2 separate regions of the Homo sapiens genome follow, and region 1 is linked to region 2. A link is a contact called in ENCODE Hi-C or POLR2A ChIA-PET data. All regions are on one chromosome and are shown on one strand. Each heading gives the region's core, a stretch centred on a gene start or an enhancer-like site at or near the end of the contact. The rest is flanking DNA. Distances are from core to core; before and after follow the strand shown. Region 1 has its middle 21 kb from the start of LINC02112. Region 2 holds the start of TAS2R1 (taste 2 receptor member 1).

Evidence for each region. Hi-C counts contacts between places; a loop is a spot of excess contacts on that map. ChIA-PET counts read pairs that join two places held with the same protein, here RNA polymerase II (POLR2A).
Region 1: a loop to region 2 is called in a map of mesothelial cell of epicardium, with 24 times the contacts of the local background. The contact joins the enhancer-like site here to the promoter of TAS2R1 in region 2. A Hi-C loop is called at or near these places in 1 of 168 maps with a recorded cell type or tissue (mesothelial cell of epicardium). POLR2A ChIA-PET finds 5 or more read pairs at or near these places in 1 of 52 experiments (OCI-LY7).

The regions. Positions count from the first base shown.
Region 1 is chr5:9,922,654-9,926,133 of GRCh38, reverse strand. No RefSeq gene overlaps it. Among named protein-coding and RNA genes, the nearest start is that of LINC02112, 21 kb to the right of the region's middle. Within about 2 kb of position 1,398, at least 3 of the 41 ENCODE cell types and tissues checked have a DNase peak (open chromatin) inside an H3K27ac peak, as active enhancers do.
Region 2 is chr5:9,628,746-9,632,338 of GRCh38, reverse strand. It overlaps TAS2R1 (taste 2 receptor member 1), which reads left to right and starts at 1,988. Exons shown (of 1, transcript NM_019599.3): 1 at 1,988-3,593. The coding sequence starts at 2,307. The coding sequence ends at 3,206. LOC124900938 (a long non-coding RNA gene) reads right to left here and starts at 2,396. Exons shown (of 3, transcript XR_007058688.1): 1 at 2,322-2,396; 2 at 1,914-2,055; 3 at 443-512.

The DNA of each region.
Region 1 (3,480 bases), core at 149-2,648, 290 kb before region 2:
ATTAACAATTTAGGATATAGCCTTCTAGGCTTTTTTTTTTAGTTGTTGTTGTTCTATAGTAACATATCAGTTAGTCTTTGCTTCATTACAAACCATCTCAAAGCTTAGTGGCTTGAAATGCTAACCATTTAATAAATGATTCTGTCAACAAAAAGACTCAAACTCTGTAAAATGTTTGAAAAGATTTATTCTGAGCCAAATATGAGTGACCATGGCCTGTGACACAGCCCTCAGGAGGTCCTGAGAACAAGTGCCCAAGGTGGTTGGGGTGCAACTTGGTTTTATACATTTTAGGGAGGCATGAGACATCAATCAAATTACATTTGAGAAACACATTGGTTCAGAAAGGCAGGACAACTCAAAGTGGGAGGGGCTTCCAGGCTATAGGTAAATTTAAACATTTTCCTACTGACAATTGGTTGAGTTTGTCTAAAGACCTGGGATCAATAGAAAGAAAACCTTCAGGTTAAAATAAAAGATTGTGGAGACCTGGGTTCTTTTGAAGTCTTACAGTGGCTGCCCTTAGAGACAATAGATGACAAATGTTTCCTGTAAAAGGTGTTAGACTCCTACTTAATCTCCTGAGGATTGGGAGGCCTGGAAGAAAAAGATCTAGCTATGTTAATAGAGATTCTTTACAAATGTACATTTTTACCCAGAAAGGACAGCTTTGCAGGACCATTTTAAAATATGGCAAAGAAACATGTTTTGGGATAAAATATGTTGACTTTCTTCTTTGTCACATAGTGTTATATGCCATATTGGATTTGGAAAGTAAGTCACGATATATAGGGTTAAATAAAACCCATCTGGTGAGAATTTATAGTTTGTAGGGTATGACTCCCCAGACCCCTTAGATAGGAATTTGGGCAAGATAAAAAAAATTCAGCATAGTCTGCAATTATTAAGGTTGCAATTTGGGCTGGGTTCAGCTGGTCAGTTCTGGTCCAGGCCAGTCTCAGGTGACTGCAGCTGTTGAATGGTGGTGTTAAGTTGCCCATGATTTGCAGTAATGTGCCACCATGTTTCAGTCCATGGGTGCTCAGTAGTGAGAATGAGGGGTCAGATGCACCCAGAGGTGGTGTCGCCTGTTCAGAATGTGAGAGGGAAGTGGGAGGGGGCAGCTCCCCTCAACCTCAGCTGAGCTTGGTCCTGTGTGGGCAGTGAGCTGGTGATGGGTCTTGACTAGCATGGGTAGGAGAGCTAAATCCTTTCTTCAGTGGCTTCTCTTGCTGCACGAGGCTGCTTGGTCTGGTTCACAAGGCTGTCTCAGGTTTCAAGAGCAGCAGAAAGGCAACTCCAATACGCAAGCACTTTTCAAGTCATTGCTTAAGTCATGTTTGCTATTGTCTCACTGGTGAAAAGGAAGTTGCATGACTAAGCCTAGAGTCATTGTGAAAGGAACCATAGAAAGGCATGAATACAGGGAGGCATGAACAAACTGGGCACACTACAGAAACTAGATCTACATAGTTCTAATATTTTAGCACAATGAGATCCTACTATACACTGTTCTAGTCAGGGTTCTCCAGAGAAATGGAACCAATAGGAGGTATATGTATGCACAGAAAGATATTTATTATAAGTAATAGGCTCACATGATAATAGAGTTTGGCAAGTTTCAATATCTCACTCACTCCAGAGTGAGTTGGCAAGCTAGAGATTCAAGAGAGCTGATGGTTTAGTTCCAGCTCGAGTCTGAAGGCCTGAAAGTCAATAGGGCTGACAGTATAGTTTTAGTCTGAAGGCTGGCAAGCTCAAGGAAGAGCCAATGTTTCAGTTCAAGATCAAAGGCAGGAAAAAGTCAATGTCCCAGTTCAAAGGCAGTCAGTCTGGAAGAATCTTCTTTATTTGGGGTAGGGGCAGTCTTTTTGTTCAAGTTCTTGGATGACTGGTTGAGACCCACCTACATTAGGGTGGGCAATCTCTTTTACTCAATCTACCAATTTAAATGCTAATCACACCCAAAAACATCCTTACAGAAATACCCACAATTATGTTTGAACAAATATCTGGGCACCTTGTAGCCCAGTCAAGTTAACATATTAAAATTAACCATCACACATGCTATTGCAAACTCTGCTTTTTAATTTTAAATATATGTCAAGGACCTTTTTTTGTGTCTGTAAATATAGTTGGATATCATCATTTCTGATGGCTGTATAGCTTACTATTGATATAATTTCTATTCTATTGACAAACATTTCTTATATTTAATTGTTATATTTTATAATGAAATTTGATGTGTATTAACAAACTGTCCTCTGAATAATTTTTACATTCTCACCAGAAAGTTTAAGAGTTTGACTATAATACCTTCACTAACACTGACTGATAGTTCATTCAGAAAATATTTAGTGAGCATCTACGTGCACGGCAGTATTTCAGGAGCTTGGTATGCTCCTTAAAGTATCAGAGCAGGCAAGGTTCCTGCCATCATGAGACTTCCATTCTAGTGGCAGAAATACACAGTAAGCAAACAAACACATAGCTCAGCAAAGTACCATGACAGGTGGGGCAAAGGATGTCAATGGTGTAATATTATATAAACATAAAGGGGTGGAGGTAACTATTGTAGACAGGATCATAGTTTTTATTTTTGCCAATCTAACTGCTAGAAGGAGAAATCACTTTAATTCTGAGTGGGAAAGAAAAATCATATGAAGAAAGTTGAATTTGAATTGGATTTTGAGGTATACAAAATAGAGTTGGGTTAGACACTTGGCACAAAGACTTCTGGAGATTTTGCATGACCAAAATTGTTAGGGAGAAAAACTCAGGGGTGATTAATGAAGGATGGGTCAATCAGTTCCTTAAACCAATTTTAGAGAAATCAAGTAGGTGTCCCGTCCACATTTATGTCAAGCTGTCTGAAAAATGTTATTGTGTTTCTGGGTTAAAAAATTATGTATATTGAGTTAACACCACCTGATTATACTATGTGTTTCCTTTTCTAGTGACATTTGATCATTTGGCTTGAGTAATCTGAATTTTTCTATTGATGAAACTGAATTTTCAAGGTAGAAATTTTGTTCCCTAATTCAACACTCAGCTCACAATAGGTTCCCTCAAATGGTAAGAATGGATGGTTGGGCATATCTCTCCTACCACAGATGTCAAGTCTGTATTTTTTAGGTCACAGTATTTGTAACTTCATGTTTCATCTTTCAAAGCATAACTATTTTTTGTAAAATGGTTCCTGCAATTAAGATACATTACCACCAGGAGGCAGTAGTGGGCCCTCATTGCACCATATAAATCACCATATGGTGAGCAGGGTAAGAAATCAGCAGGTCATTTTATTATAAATGTTGATTTTTAAAAATTTGAGTTTAACATTGGCCTGAATAATCTGTAATTACTTTAGAGTGGCATGTAAAAAAAGATAAAAGCCTAAGATGCAATTTGATGCCTTTCTCCTTTCCAACATGTTTCTAGAGATTGTGATTCAAATGATCCTTTGTAATTCACCATGAATAT
Region 2 (3,593 bases), core at 739-3,238:
AAAAGATTATGACTCATTGAAAGCTCAGATGATCATTAGCATTTTTTGGTAATAAAGTATTTTCAATTAAAGTATGTATATCTTTTTTTAAGACATAGTGCTATTGCACACTTAATAGACCACAGTTTAGTATCAACATAACTTTTATATGTACTGGAAAACCAACAAATTAGTGTGACTGGCCTTATTGCAATATTCTTGTATTTTGGTGGTCTAGAATTTAATGCACAGTATTATGGAAGTATGCTTGTATTTCATAGCTGCATGCCCTTACATTTCTGTTTTTCTAAGCTGCAGAATGTTTCTTCTAAGTTGCAAAGTTTCTTCTTCTTTCTACTGGAGGGAAAACAAGGCTCATCCTCCTGGCATGCTTGCATTTGGATCCATTCTGATGGCATCTGCTCATGAACACCTCCCTTGGTGCTTCCTTGAAGATGATCCTGTCTCTTTCCTTCATCTCACTGTAGTTGTGTCAGGAAGAACAGAGTGAGTCCAAGATGGCATAGATGGTCCTATTCAGAGAAGAGCCATAAAAGAACCTACAGATTTACTCTCACGACTAATTTTTTAAAATATGACTTCCCTTCCAGTTTTCTAAAAATAAGATTAATCTTAAGTATTCTTTATGACACATTTAGACAAAGTAACACACGTTCATTAAGACATATGCTTCATTATCAGGTCTGCCAGGTACCTTTTGATTAAGTGCTAAGTTGGAGAAGCTTTAATTCCCCCAGTGTTTATTGAATTGGTCCCCACTTTGTGCTCTGGTGATGAATTGTCTAAAGAACTAACTTGGCTGGGAGTGGTGGCTCATGCCTATAATCCTAATACCTCAAGAGGCTGAGGCAGGAGAATTGCTTGAGGTCGGGAGGTTAAGGCTAGCCTGGGCTATGTAGCAAGACTCCATATCTATGAAAAATTTTTAAAAAGCAGTCAGGCATGGTGGTGCATATCTATAGTCCTAGCTACTCAGAAGGCTGAGGCAGGAGGATTACCTGAGTCCAGGAATTTGAAGCTGCAGTGAGCTGTGATTATACCACTGCACTGCAACTTAGGTGACAAAGCAAGACTCTGTCTCTAAAGAGAGAGAGAGGACTTAGTTTTATATCACATTATATATGTGGCTCATTCTGCCTTTAGTCTTGGGATAACTGGAAGGTACAAACTATACTTTATCTACCTTTGTCCCGTCATAGTGGTTCTGCCACTCTTGAACATTTGGCAATGTCTCGAAACATTTTGGCTGTTACAGCCTGGGGAGGGTATCTGGTGGGTAGAGGACAGGCATGTGGTAGACATTCTGCATTTCCTAGATTGCACAGGACAGCCCGTGCCTAACAAAGAGTTATGTAGCCCAAAATGTCAATAATGTAAAGACTGAGAAAACCCACTTCAGCATTACAGGCAGCACGGTATACATATTAAGAAATACCAACTTAATTTTTCATAGTGCATTACAGACTGAAAGCAACAAATTTAATCATGTATTATTTTATCTTTACTTTTCTACTAGAACAACTAGCTCATGTCATAAAACTCTCATAATTTTGGAAAAATAAGAGAGAAAAGATTTTAACCCCTGAATTACTCTGCAGATGCTGACCAGGGTGAACAGTGCTGAGTGCTTGTCTTCATTTCATTACACCTTACTTTTCTTTAGGCCTTTGACCTGGTGTACACATGTATGTGCAAGCCTAATTACTTTGATTTTATACTTAGAGATACTTTTATTATGTATATTTTATTCTATAACTATTTTACAGATAGTTTTGAATTGCTCAACCATTGCATATTGGAGAACTACTCAGGAGTCCTATGTTGCTGGTTGTACCATATCATCATAACATAAGTGAAAATTTCAAAAATGTATATTTTTAAAGAGTACACGATAACATTAAGTAGAATCACACCTGTAGGCAAAATCAATTATTCATAGTAGAGATGAAGAATTGAGTATCTTTGGCTAATTACTATGGAGGAGCTGTTCTCCCAGCTGTCTGAAGGTGTCTGATTCCATTATTTGCCTGTGATGACTTTGAAAGCTAGGTAAACCTGTAAAATGCAAAAGCCATCAATAAGAAGCAAATTGATGCTAGAGTATCTCCTCCTTATTTGACTGTCTCAGAACTAAATAGAGAAAGCAGTGACATAAACAAATGTACACCACCTTCCTGCCCCATGCCTTTATTGTTAGTCTTCTTCCCCAGAGGAGTCCTGATCTAATTGAAGAGCGTGAACAACCCAACCTGTCCAAAACTTTATAACTTCATTATTTTTTAAGTAAATAATTTTTTATTCCTAAAATGCTAGAGTCTCACCTCATTATCTATTTTCTTCTTGCAGTGATACAATTTCTTCTTGGGATTTTCACAAATGGCATCATTGTGGTGGTGAATGGCATTGACTTGATCAAGCACAGAAAAATGGCTCCGCTGGATCTCCTTCTTTCTTGTCTGGCAGTTTCTAGAATTTTTCTGCAGTTGTTCATCTTCTACGTTAATGTGATTGTTATCTTCTTCATAGAATTCATCATGTGTTCTGCGAATTGTGCAATTCTCTTATTTATAAATGAATTGGAACTTTGGCTTGCCACATGGCTCGGCGTTTTCTATTGTGCCAAGGTTGCCAGCGTCCGTCACCCACTCTTCATCTGGTTGAAGATGAGGATATCCAAGCTGGTCCCATGGATGATCCTGGGGTCTCTGCTATATGTATCTATGATTTGTGTTTTCCATAGCAAATATGCAGGGTTTATGGTCCCATACTTCCTAAGGAAATTTTTCTCCCAAAATGCCACAATTCAAAAAGAAGATACACTGGCTATACAGATTTTCTCTTTTGTTGCTGAGTTCTCAGTGCCATTGCTTATCTTCCTTTTTGCTGTTTTGCTCTTGATTTTCTCTCTGGGGAGGCACACCCGGCAAATGAGAAACACAGTGGCCGGCAGCAGGGTTCCTGGCAGGGGTGCACCCATCAGCGCGTTGCTGTCTATCCTGTCCTTCCTGATCCTCTACTTCTCCCACTGCATGATAAAAGTTTTTCTCTCTTCTCTAAAGTTTCACATCAGAAGGTTCATCTTTCTGTTCTTCATCCTTGTGATTGGTATATACCCTTCTGGACACTCTCTCATCTTAATTTTAGGAAATCCTAAATTGAAACAAAATGCAAAAAAGTTCCTCCTCCACAGTAAGTGCTGTCAGTGAGAGAGAAGTTGGATCAGTTCAAAGAACCCATGATTCAATGATTTACCCATGCCTGCCACACTTCCCTCAGCCAGACAAAGCAGCCTGTTCATAAATATACAACATGTCCCCTTCAGGCCTGTTTATCCAGCCTGAGGTATTTCTGTGGATATGCTACTTTTTCAAGCAGTTAAACTGATTTTGAAAGCACAACATATGTTGATGGATTACATCAATTTCAATATCCTGGTAGTGATATTGTACTATCATCGTGCAAGTTGTTACCATTGGGAAAACTGAGTAAATGGTTCAGGGTCTTTCTGTATTCCTTCTTACAAATGCATTCAAATCTACAATTATTTCAAAATTAAAAGTTTGATGAAAAAGAAAAGCACTTGTTTGAACTCG